Regions from separate parts of the Homo sapiens genome. Here region 1 is linked to region 2. Evidence: chromatin contacts called from ENCODE Hi-C or POLR2A ChIA-PET data. All regions are on one chromosome and are shown on one strand. Each heading gives the region's core, a stretch centred on a gene start or an enhancer-like site at or near the end of the contact. The rest is flanking DNA. Distances are from core to core; before and after follow the strand shown. Region 1 overlaps CASZ1 (castor zinc finger 1). Region 2 overlaps CASZ1 (castor zinc finger 1).

Evidence for each region. Hi-C counts contacts between places; a loop is a spot of excess contacts on that map. ChIA-PET counts read pairs that join two places held with the same protein, here RNA polymerase II (POLR2A). Pooled maps may share reads with other maps.
Region 1: a loop to region 2 is called in a map of breast epithelium, with 20 times the contacts of the local background. The contact joins two enhancer-like sites. A Hi-C loop is called at or near these places in 8 of 168 maps with a recorded cell type or tissue (Right ventricle myocardium inferior, ascending aorta, breast epithelium and 5 more) and 13 of 50 pooled maps. POLR2A ChIA-PET finds 5 or more read pairs at or near these places in 6 of 52 experiments (BJ, HEK293T, PC-3 and 3 more).

What each region holds. Positions count from the first base shown.
Region 1 is chr1:10,684,973-10,691,176 of GRCh38, reverse strand. All of the region lies in intron 4 of CASZ1 (castor zinc finger 1), which reads left to right. Among named protein-coding and RNA genes, the nearest start is that of CASZ1, 110 kb to the left of the region's middle. RefSeq lists enhancers at 3,855-4,455, 4,456-5,055 and a silencer at 4,551-4,845. Within about 2 kb of position 4,221, at least 12 of the 41 ENCODE cell types and tissues checked have a DNase peak (open chromatin) inside an H3K27ac peak, as active enhancers do.
Region 2 is chr1:10,730,627-10,736,719 of GRCh38, reverse strand. The region is part of intron 2 of CASZ1 (castor zinc finger 1); the gene reads left to right. Among named protein-coding and RNA genes, the nearest start is that of CASZ1, 63 kb to the left of the region's middle. RefSeq lists enhancers at 1-1,671, 1,397-1,899 and a silencer at 2,613-2,662. Within about 2 kb of position 1,344, at least 11 of the 41 ENCODE cell types and tissues checked have a DNase peak (open chromatin) inside an H3K27ac peak, as active enhancers do.

The DNA of each region.
Region 1 (6,204 bases), core at 2,972-5,471, 48 kb after region 2:
ATCAAATGGTTGTGTACGGAAGATTAGGAGAGTTTGGGAATAAATTCCACAAATGCTAATAAAAAAAAAAGGAAAGAGAGGGAGGGAGGGAGGGAGGGGAGAGAGGAAGAGAGGAGGACATAGTTCCATTAGGCCCTTTTAGAGTGATTTCCCTGGGGGAGGGAGCGGGAAGGGGGGAGGGGAGATGGGAGGAAGCTTTCAGACACAGGTACATCCATCCTGCAGTTGGGAAGCTCCCAGGGTTAGGTCCCACCAGGCTGATTCCCAGGCCCTGAACACAGCTAGAAGCCAGGGTGAAAATGGCGGTGAAGCACGGGTGGAGCTCTGAGCAGGCGTTCGCCCTTGACTCGTGGGGATCTGATGATAGTTGCCCCTTCTCTTCTTGAGACAAAGGGGTGGGGCTGTCCAAGGCGCGGAGGAGCCAAGATAGGCTCTACAAGGTCAAGGGCCAAAGAGGCAAGAGGGCAACTTTAAAGGGATGGCCACGGACTGCAGGGGGTGCCGGTGAGGGACAGTGCTGCCCATGTGTCGCTGTGGCTGCAGCCTTGTCGTCGAGGCGGGTCAATGGGAGGAAGCCCGGCCGGTTTCTTTCTCCTTCTGGGGCTCCAGGCCAGGACCCCCTTGCATTGCCAGCAGATCCCCCATCGCAGACAGCCCAGGCCTCAACTGTGGGGAGGCCAGGAAGCGTGGGATCAGAAGCTGGGCCAGGCTGGCTCATTTTCCTGATTCTCAGTAGCCCCATGCTTTGAGAGCATACTGTCTTGAGGTAGGCCGCAGACTTCTTCTAGACGGTGTCTAAGCTGAGAGAGCAAAGAGCTTGGCATCCCCAACCCAGCCCCAGTGTGTGCTGCTCAGGCCCCTGCCCTGAGTGTCAACCACCTTCAGATCAGACCTTCCATGAGCTGCCAGGTCAAGGCCAGAGCCTTGCCAAGTGTGGAGGCTTCTAGGAACCTCACTAGCTCTGGTTACACCTTCGACCTGCCAGGCACCGGGGACTGAGAAGGTTCCTGTGCTGTACTGGAGGAAGAGATTCCACGCCGGGTTTAGGGCAGAGCAGATTGCTCTCAATTTCCTTCCTCCAGCCTTTACTTGGCCAGATACACCCACTCAACCAGTCTAAGCTGGGGCCAGCCCCTGTAGCCAGGTTGGGCACCGGTTTTGCCAGTCTGCTGCAGGGGGTAGGTGCTCTGGGGCCATCTTGGCAGAAAGGAGCTGTCAGAGCCCGGGACAGAATGGGCCATCTCGGAAGTCATGAGTTTCCTGGTACCATTCAAACAGAGGTTTGTGCTGTGCACCGGTTAGTGACATTTAGAGGGACTTGAGCATCAGATGACCTTTAAGATCTTCAGCTGTCTGACTCCCAACTTGATTTTGTTCAGTGGGGCAGTCCTGGCGGGTGGGAGTAGGGGGTGAGTGGACGAGGTGAGGAGCACATTATTTGGACCTTTTCTTTGGTGGAGAGCATTGGAGACAGGCAGCTCTGGGCTGTGAAGTGACCCTTTGAACCAGCCCTGGTTCTAGTTGCAAGACGTCAGAGGAAACTGAGGCTAAAAGGCCTAGCATAGCCTTTCCTCCCCAACAAGAGGCAGAGGCAGAAGGGCAGGTCCGAAAGGCTCCCTAGAGAGACCCCACCCCTGGCCCTTTTTCCCTGGTAGGGACCAGCGAGGAGAACCCATTCACTCTCCTCTCCAAGAAAGGCACTGAATGTGAGTGTTACTCAGACCTCTCTACTGGCCTTGTCGGTACTACTGGTGTTCCCCCAGCCCCCACAGCCCCAGAATCTGGCTGAGCTGCAGCTTGGGTTTTTATGATGGAAAAATAAAATAAATGCAGGCACCTTTGGAGGGCTAAGCCACGCAGCGGCATCTCCTCGTGAAAGTGGCTGCCCTGGCTCAAGGCCGTGCCCGCTGCCTGAGCAGGGGATTGGGTGGGGCTTGGAAAGGCTCTTGGCCCCAACTCCTCTTCTTCCTGGGTCCTGCCAGGTCAGTGGTGCAGCCCCAGCCTCCATCAGCCTCCTCTAGAACGGCTGGCCCAACACTTTTCCAGGGCTCAGCCATTTCTCCACCTGGCCCACCCCCCATGCCCCCAGGCCCCAAGGCTCACCTTCTAACACGGCCTTCCCTGAGCTGATTTTTACACCCTGACCACCCTGGCCGCTGCTCCCACCTCTTCCTCCTTTTCCTCCTTCTCCTCCTCATCTTCAGAGGGGGAAGGAAGTTGCACTGTAGTAATTACCGCCCGTGGGTCCCCACGGCAAGCAGCAGCTGTTCTGGGGTAGCTGGGCCAGGGTACAATGAGTAGGGAGAAGCTGGGAGCAGGAGGAGGGCGGGCAGCCCCAGTGTGCAAAAGAGGAGGGGCAGCCTCGCCGGGACCACCTGTGCAGGGCAGCAGCTTGGTGGTCTAGCGCACACCCCTCTGGCTGCCTGGCCACAGAACAGCACCCTGACACCCTCGACTCAGCAGGATGTAAGACACCCATGTGGGAGGCGAGGCCTGAAACCCAGGAGGCATGGGAGGCTCTCCTGCAGCAAGAGGGACGGAAATGAGGACTGCCCGGGCCCCTGTGTTGGCAGCGTCTGCCTAGTGGAGGGAGAGGAGCGGTCTGCTGTCCCACCAGGCCGAGGAGCCAGGAGCCAGGGACCATGCAGCTTTGTGAAAGAGTGGCCTTAAGGGACCTCCCTCCGCCACCATGCTTTCTAGACTCCTAGCCAGCCCCTTCTCTCTGCGCCTTGTCCTCCCCCTCCCTCCAAGAGCAGAACTCTTGCTTCCCATTTTGCAACCACGTTTTTCTGTCTTTTTCATCCAGGCCACCCAGCTCCCTAAAGCCGGGCCCTCCCTGCTACCTTTCTTGCCCCATGCAACCTTTCCAGCCTCACACCCCGTTGGCCCTGGAAAAAGATAGAGAAGCTGCTGGCTGCGAGCCTGCTGTTCTGGGGCTCCGGGTAGACCTGTGACGTTGCTGTGCCAGGACCCAGCACTCGGACTCATGTGCCCTGATCCCCAGGAGGCCAGGGCCCTTGTTTTCCTCTGCCACGGCTGCTCCTAATGGTGACCATTAGATGGTAGCTGGTGTACTGCCACCTCCTCCCCGGGCCTGGTACGGGCCGGGGCTCACGCCTTCCTGCTGTAAGTGCTGGTGGAACTGATTGATTGATGTGCCTCTTCCCCAAGTGCCTCCCCGGCTTCTTAGTGGGGGCAGAAGGAGGAAGGCAGGAAATGTTGGCCAATTCCCTTGGGACCTGGGTTTTAGCTCCTTGAGAGCTTTCTAGAGCCTGGTTTACAGGAAGGAGCGAGGCTGGGATTTGGGATGACGTGAAAGGGGCAGGGAAGCCCTAAGGATAAAGACAGGAGTGTTGATGGTTGAATGGGACCCACAGTAACTCCTAACCATGACCATGGCCTGGGACTGGGACGTCAGTCTGCTGCCCAGTGGGGACAGGATGGCTGCAGCCAGAGGGTGATCTGGGCCCTTCTCCACTTCCTCCCTTGCCCATCTCCCTCTCCCCTTTCTCTCTCCTCCTGAGCAGACCTCACCACTGCATGTCTGCCCTCTCTCATTCTCTTCCCCGCTTCCGGGATCCCTCCAGCTAGACAAACCCAGGGCAGGGAGTGAGGCCAGAAAGACAGGGATACACCCATACTGAGGGCCAGCCAGGCGCCAGGGCTTCAGGCCTCTGCCCCGGGCGTGGTATGTGGGCCACTCCTGGCCGGGGCATCTGCTCTTAGAATGTCCCACAGGCCTGACTCTGGGGTCTCCTCTGGCCCTTCTGGGCCCTGCTGGTGCTGTAATCACTCACCTGCTGACACCCTTCCTAAAGCCAAGAGGGCTGTCTCTTGATGCCACCTGGCTGAGGCTGGGGCACTGCCTGGCTTTGGAGGAGAAGGCAGGAGCTGGGAAACGGACACATGTTGTGTTTCCAGAGACCAGGTGTTCCCAAAGGTCGCCTGGCCTTTTCTTATGGGGCTCTTTCAGTGATCTAAGGGGGCCTTGGGAGGGACTGCGCTGTGTGAGAATGGGGGACTGGAGGAGCCGGGCAGAGCTTTAGATGGGGGGACCCTAGTGCAGCGGGAGAGCAGGAGGCGTCCCAGAGGCCTGTTGGGAGAGACTCCTGGAAGTTTTGTCACCGGGAAGTGCCTCTTCCCTGCAGCTGTGATCCTCACCGCCCTCTAGCCCAGTGCCTCCCTGTCTGTCACCCCTTCAGCCTGGGAACCCAAGGCCACAGGAAGCCGGGCTGCCTCGCAAAAGGATGACCCGGCTCTCCACTGCCCGGCAGGGGGTGCCCCACGGCATCTGCCCCCCATCCTTTTAGGTGTGGGGCAATGTGGTCAGGACCTGGTCCAGGCCTTCTGGCCACGGGTGGGGGAGGGGCAGCCTAGCGTCCCCACCCCCAGAGGTTCCTTGGCTGAGTTTGTTTGCCAGGGTGACCTGTTTAATCATCTCATTTTCTGGTGGCCGTTTATTCCTCGTTTCCACGGTTACGGCCCCATTAAGGGGAGAAGCAATAAGGCGGTGAGTCAAACAGGTAATAAAAACATGCAGAGCCCCTGTGCACCAAGAGAGGGTGGCGGGGAGGGGCGCAGTGAGCTGAGACGGCCTGGGGGGAAGCCCAGGTGACACCCTACCCGCCTTGTCTTCCAGAGGCCCGAGTGTCCCCAAGACCCAGTCCTCGGCTTAGAACTGTCCCCAGCCCTTGGTCCCCTGGGCAACAGGCTGTCCCAGGTAAAACAGGAAGGAGAAAGGTGAGAGGGGGCGTGATACAAGCCCCCCCAGGGCTGCCCCATAGTTGGTGTGTGACCTGTTTCCAGGCCCCACCTCGTGCTCCCTTGGTAGGGGCGGGGGATGATTTCTGACATTGGTTTGAGCTCTAGAATTTTTTTTCTGCCAACTTTATCAGAAAGCATATTTGTGGTGAGTGCTGCTAACAGGGCCAGTCCAGTGAGTAAATATTCCTGGTGTGGACGGCCCTGTGACCTTGAGAGGGAAGAGTACAGTGGTTCGGCCAAGGGCATGTAAGGAGAGGAGAGGACGGCCAGGCGCCCACAGGCCCCCGTGCTGGGTGGGGGGCCCTTCCTGGGAAGGGGTCAGGTGGGGGCCACGGGGTCAGGTTGGCCCCAGTAGCCTCTTCCCAGCAGCATGGTCTACCTCAGGCCCCAGTGACACCAGCTGGAGCTGGTTTGTGTGACTTGCTGGCTGGGGGACAGGCCAGCAGCTGCCCCTGTGGGCTCCCTTCCTCTGGTAAATGGAAGCTGAAATGAAAGTCAGCCTCTTTCCGGCTCCTCTGAGTCCAGGGGCACGTGCCTCTCTCCCAGCGTCCCCTCCCTGTCCTTCCCAGGAGCTTCCTGGGTATCCCCAGCCCCTCTGCCCTGCCCTCGAGGTTTTTGAAGAAGCAGAGGCAGTGGGCTGACTGGAGTGGACAGGGGGAGGCTGGGGTCTTCCTGTTGCCAGGAAGGGTGGGGCTCAGGCAGGCGTGGCAATTGCAGGCCATGCGGGGCCAGCTTCGTGCCCGGGGGCTGAGGATCAGTGGCTCAGAGAGAAAACAGCGGAGGCCACTCTGAGGGCTCCCGGGTTGGGGAGGAGCCTCCCTTCTCTCCAGTGCCATGCTCCCTGACAAACTCACCCAGGTCTGTGTCTCTGATTATTAATTTCAAAGTTGATTTCTGATGAGAGAGAGAGGGAGGAAGGTGTGAGAAATGGGGGAACCCTTTGGCTGGGAAATGCGTCTTGGGAATGGGCCTAGATGAGTGAATATTCTGATCAAACAATTAAAAATAGAACACGCTACCGAGGCCCCAGCTGCCGAGGTTTTTCAGCAACTGTCACCAGCGGGTTCATGGGGCAGGTGGCACTGGAAAGGAGTTTTTCCATAAACGGCAAATATCAGAGATGACAGTGTGCCCCCCACTTCCCTCCCAGTTCTCCCCAGACTCCCCTCTAGGGCCTGTGCAGCTTCAGGGCCGCCCTTCTCCCCTGCAGGGCCCGGCCGCAGTGGTGAAGTCATTGCCAGATGCCTTGGTAATTGCTTTAAGAATCTAACTTAAAATAAGATGAAAACTTATATTCCTGGGTAAGGAGTAATTTCCAATGTAATAGTAAATTAATGAAAGGATTATACCAGGGGGCCTGGCAGGGAGGCCATGCTCATCTGATAAATGCAAGGGTTTCAGGCAAGACAGCTCCATTCCAGGAGGCTCCCGACCTTTGGT
Region 2 (6,093 bases), core at 95-2,594:
CCTTATTTCCCACGTGGCCTGGCATGGTGCCCGACACATCCTTGAGAGAGGGGCCTCGTAGGTGATGAATGAGAACTCAGAGTTGGGTTTGAATCTCCGCTCTGCCCTGTGTGTTTTGGGGAGTGATCACGCTTTGCTGGACTCCATGTACTCATCTGCAAAATGGGATTAGTAGCAGTGTTGCCAGCGTTTCTTAAGTGTGGGTCTGGGACTGCCCAAATCAGAATCCCGGGTGGAGCAGGTTAAAAACAACAAGCCCGGCTCCATCCAGACTCACGGGATCAGAACATCCCAGGGAGGGGCCTGAGGACTCCCCGGGTTCGGGGTTCTCAGTGCCATGCTGCTCACTAAGGTCTGGAGCTCCCGTCTCGTTGCCTGCTGATCCCTTTGTCCAGGTGGCAGATGCTGACCGTGAGCCCAGAGTTACGTGTGTGTTCTCTAGGACCTGAGTGATGGGGACCAGGAGTGTGAGGGAGGCAGGTGCGATTCTGAAGCGTCCATCAGTTGGGCATTCTGGTGAAGCTGCCTGGCTTGGGGGTTCCTGGAGACTGAGCTGAACTTGGCACAGTGGTCCTGGGTGGCAGGGCCCAGAAATGCTGCCAGTACCGCCCATCAGCAACAGGTGGGTGGGGTTGGGTGTGGCCACTGGGACATCGTTCATGACTTGGGGTGGTCTGTTGCAGGACAGAGTGATCTTTGGGGTTTCCTCTGCCTTTAATGCTCTGCATTCTCCCCCTGTCTTAAGGAGGTCAAACTGCCCTGCCCCTGGGTAGGAGAGAGTGGTGTCCGCAGGGCAGCTACTTGACCAGAGCTGGCTGAAAAAGCACATTTTCAACCTGATGTGCCTGGGGCTGCCCCTGATCCTAAGCCACTGCCTCTGGGCTCCCTGACTACCTACAACTCCCAGTGTCCCCTTGGTGCAGCCCAGAGCGAGGCACTGATGGCCTGTCAGATGACACTGGGCCTGTCCCTTGGTAGGCAGATGCCCGTGACTTGAAAAGCATTTGACCTCATTTAACCGAAGGAACTGAGGGTTCAGCTGGCCATCTGTGGTGGGTTCTCTGAGAGCTCAGGGCACAGAAACCGGGAGAGTCATTTGGGATGGGTAAAGGCAAAACTTCTGTCCGTGGCACTTGGCTAAGAGGCACCAGCCATCCCTCCTTCCTGCAGCACACCCCCTCCCCCAGGCAAAGTTTGATCCAAACTTTGGGGACAGCCCTGGCGCTGCGTGGAGCTGGCTGAGCCTGCAAGTGGCAGCGGGAGCAGAGGGAGGCAGCCCTGGCGCCTGACTCCGCCAGTCCCCCGTCCCCTCCCAGAGCTCCCGGGCCTCGCCTGCGTTTGCAGGCGCCTCTCTCGTCAGCTCAGAATGCAGCTTGGGGCCCGTGGCGGCTCAACCTTTCCCTCTCCCAGAGCCCCGGTCTAATCAACCCCTATAATTTATGCAGAAAATATGATTTATATTTAATTTCACCACACTTGCATTGTTAATTTGAGATGTAATTAACCCGTCGCCATGACAACTAATTTTGTGATGCCGTAAATTACCGCCGTCTTTTCATCAAAATTCAGTTACTTTGGCTCCTGTGTGCAATGTACTGATGCAATTAGGTTGCTAAGGGCAACTCAAAAGTGTTCAATTTCTTTTGTGCAACTGCAATGGGGTAGAAGCTCCCTTGCGTCCTCCCAGGGTCCCGTTGGTCATGGGGCGGGGAGTTGAGAGTATGTGGCCGCCCTCAAGGGATGCCTCTGGAAAGCCGGACTGGGTGGGCCCTTGTGGCCCCCCACTTCTCTCTCTCCCACCCTCTTCTCTCCAGTAATTGTTTTTAAACAGTGACCCCTAGATGCATGCTCCTCAGATCCTCCGTGGCACCCCAGGGCAGGTGTAAAGGGCCCTCTCCTTAATGGCATGGACTGTGCCATACACCTTCCACCCCCAAACATTGTGGTGCTCCGGTTAGAGAAAGAGAGAAAACCACATTGCCTTTCTTCTCTCCTGGTGTCTAACTTGTTTATATAGATCTTCCCTTCTCCCTCTCTCTCTCTTTCTCTCTCTCTTTTTTTCTTTACTTAAAACAAAAACCCTCTGTGTTGCTTTTGTCACGTTAATTCCCATTTTGCCAACACCAGGGGCCCAGGCAGACGAGTTACCAAGGAACACAAAATTTTAATTAGTGTATTTTAATCATTCAGGCTTTCCGAGCTAATCCACATGCCCTAGAGAATTCCCGAGATGCAGCTCTGCCCTGCTTTACCATTTATTGTTGAGTCTATTATAATTACTGTTAGCAGGTGGGGACTGGGAGATGTTTATTATGAGTTTTTCATCTTTAGTATAATTACCGAAAAAAAACAAAATAAAAAGATGTCGTTGTATTTTGTTTCCTAGAATTTTTTTTTTTTCCAAGGGAGGGCACGGCCATGGGATTTTTTTTTTTTTTTTTCTTGCTTCTTCCCAGGCAGGTGACTTGGAGTTTCGGTGCTGGAAGACACACTCCTTGAGATCAGCATGAGTGGTGCTCAGTACTCCACAGGCTCAGGAAGGGGGGCGGCTGCCACCTCTGCCTGTCATCTGCTCGGGCAGGCCCTGGGGTTGTCCCCTCCCACCCATGTGTGCTGTTGTACTTTGAGAGAGCAGGGCTGGGGATGTACCAGCGCTCCTCCTGGGCTGGTGGCTCTGCCTGGTTGGGTCGGCCTGGGGGCCTGGCCAGGTGGACCTGTTAGGGGTGAGACTAGCACTTTCGCTAGTTATTAATGTAACAGTTAACATTTATTCACTGCTTAGTATGTGCCAAGTGCTGTGCCACGCCCTTTAGCTGCATTATTTCATGGACTCTCCTTCAGCAGCCCTGTGAGGCAGGTGCCAATATCACCTCTGATTTTATAGAAGAGGGGGCCAAGGCTGGGGATCCCAGAGCTAAGAAGTAGCAGGGAAGGATTCCAACCCAGCTGTGTCCCCAGAGTCCAGGCTGCCCAGTACTGACTACACTGTACTGGTTCCTCTGAGCTCATCTTCCAGGTCTTATCATAGATGCCACCTCCTCCCAAAAGCCTTCCAGGATTAGTGGAGACTGAGTTGGGCCTCTCTTCATATATTCCCACAGCTTTACAGTCTCAGTGCCCGTCCCTGAGTTATAGTTGCCCGGTAACTTCTCTGCTCACCTCTGAGAGCAGGGACCAGTGAGGGTGGAGCCCTTTTTGCCATTGTCCCTGAAGAGCCTCTAGCATTTAATGTGGTCCCTGATACAAAGCCAGCTCTTGGGAAGTGTGTGGGATGGACAGGCGTGCAGGTGGCCCTGGTAGGGTGCTGTACCATGAGCTTCCTCTCGGCAGTGGCGAGTGTCAGGGTCTCTGGACACAGAGGTTTAGCTGGTCGGACATGCCACTCTCAGCAGAGGCCACAGAGCCTGTGTGTCCCTGAGCTTCACATTCTTGGAGGAAGGATGATCTGGGGCCCCAGGTCAAGTTTGGGTCCTGTCCTGGGGACTCTGGGTGTGAAATGAAAACACACAGCCTTGTCTTTCACATCTAGTCCCCCGTGCTGGAGGCGACCCTGGGAAGCCTGGCCTGCCCTCTTTCTTTCCTTTCTCCTCTTTAAGATCAGTTTTCAAATGTCTTCCCCTCTCAGTGATGATTTTGAAGTTTCCCTGGAAAATTCCACATCTCTGCTCTAGAGCCAAGCCTGGGGCCGAGGACCATGGGCTTTCCCAGGCAGAACAGAGCAAGGTGAGCCAGAGCCCGCCTTTGCTCATTTCCAGCCTGGTTACCCCCAGGGACCAGTGGGGGAAGATAATTAACACGTCCCTGGGAAGGGGCCCAGGGCATCCTGTGAATTGCACACTGGTGGCAAGACTCCCTGTTCGGCTCTAAATTCTTAGGCACCCTCTCCACCAGCTCCTCCTTATGCCCTGATGGGGCAAGTGTGGCCCAGGGCAGTGTTACCTCACCTGGATCCCACGTCCCCTGCACTGCTGCTGCCACCATGGGAGCCAGACCCTTTTCAAGTCCAAGGCAGAAGGGGCCACCTCCCCGGGTGATTCTTTTACTACTTGTAGGACCATCTCCCCCTCCTCTGCCTCTGCATCCCAGGGTCACCATCCTGCCCGAGGTTGAATCTCTCACCTAGGATGTGATGTGTAATTCCCCTCAGATATCCTGGCAGCATCAGTGAAGCAGGCCCACACCACCTCTAAGGCCAGCTGTGGGCCAGAGAATCATCGCAGCTGAAGCCCTACTCCACTGCGTTCCACCACGTGTATTTTCTGCCCCTAGTTCCCCAAGACAGTGGTTCTCACACCTGTTGGTCTCAGTGACCCTTTATGATCTTAAAAAGTATTGGGGCTCTTAAAGTTTTGGTTTGTGTGGAATATATATATATATATTTTCTTTTTTTTTTTTTTTTGAGACGGAGTCTTGCTCTGTCACCCAGGCTGGAGTGCAGTTGCACTCGGCTCACTGCAACCTCTGCCTCCCGAGTTCAAGTGATTCTCCTGCCTCAGCCTCCCAAGTAGCTAGGACTACAGGCCTGTGCCACCACACCTGGCTAATTTTTATATTTTTAGTAGAGACTGAGTTTCACTACGTTGGCCAGGCTGGTCTCGAACTCCTGACTTCAGGTGACCCTCCCGCCTCACCCTCCCAAAGTGCTGGGATTACAGGCATGAGTCATCATGCCTGGCCTGCATGGATTATATATATGGATATTTAGCATATTAAGACATTAAAACTGAGAAATTTTAAAAATCATTATTTATTAATTCATTTAAAAAATAACAGCAATAAGTCCATGATGTGTTAACATAAAGAACATATTTTTGAGAATAACTGTATTTTCCAAAACAAAATTTTAGTGAGAAGAGTGGAGTTGCTTTACATTTTTTGGCAAGTTTCTTTCGCATAACCTTTCTGATAGGTTGTTTTGGTTGAAGTCTATGAAGAAAATCCAGCTGGAGACAGATGTGTAGTTGGCAAAGGCAGGAGTATCTCAAGGGCCTTTGCAGACTATCACAGACTCTCACAGGTTAGTTCCAAGGTGGAATCTGAAACCACATCAATGAACTTTGTGTACTGTTTCAGTAAACCCCACTGATCTATAAGCACTTCGTTTTGTTTTTCTGTGTGTGTTTTGTTTCTGTTTTTAAGTCAGGGTCTCTTTCTGTCACCCAGGCTGGAGTTCAGTGGCGCAATCAGAGCTCACTGCAGCCTCAACCTCCCAGGTCAAAGGATTCTCCCACCTCAGCCTCCCAAGTAGCTGGGAGCACAGGCGCATGCCACAATGCCTGGCTACTTTTTTTTTATTTTTAGTAGAGATAAGGTCTCACTGTGTTTCCCAGGCTGGTCGCAAACTCCTGAGCTCAAGTGATCCTCCTGCTTCGGCCTCCCAAAGTGCTGAGATTACAGGCATGAGCCACCACGCCCAGCTAAATTATTTATTTATTTATTTTGTAAAGATGGGATCTCACTATGTTGCTCAAGCTGCTCTATGAGCACTTTGAATGACTCATTCCCTGATGTGAGACTTTGTAACCTCACACATCAGTTATGTGGAAAATACTGGCTCACTGAGGAATGCAGGTCTTCAGAGTGTTGACACATTTCATTATATGATTTTTTTTTTTAGACGGAGTCTAGCTCTGTCGCCCAAGCTGGTGTGCAGTGGTGAAATGTTGGCTCACTGCAACTTCTGCCTCCCGGGTTCAAGTGATTCTCCCGCCTCAGCCTCCCAAGTAGCTGGGATTATAGGCACACGCCACCATGCCCGGTTAATTTTTGTATTTTTAGTAGAGATGGGGTTTCACTATGTTGTCCAGGCTGGTCTTGAACTCCTGACCTCATGATCCACCCACCTCAGCCTCCCAAAGTGCTAGGATTACAGGCATGAGCCACCATACCCAGCCTATATGATGTTTTTTAAAAATCACAGTCATTAGTATCATTACTGGTCTCATCAGAAAAGCTGTTAAGTATTAGGATGCCGTCAAGGTTGCAGTGGCAGATATAAGTTTTCCAAAAGTCTGATTTTCACTGGAAAGCTCAGATTTTATCATTGGCAACAAATATTGTCAGGTTTTTTTCCCCTGGAAGTGACAGGCCCAC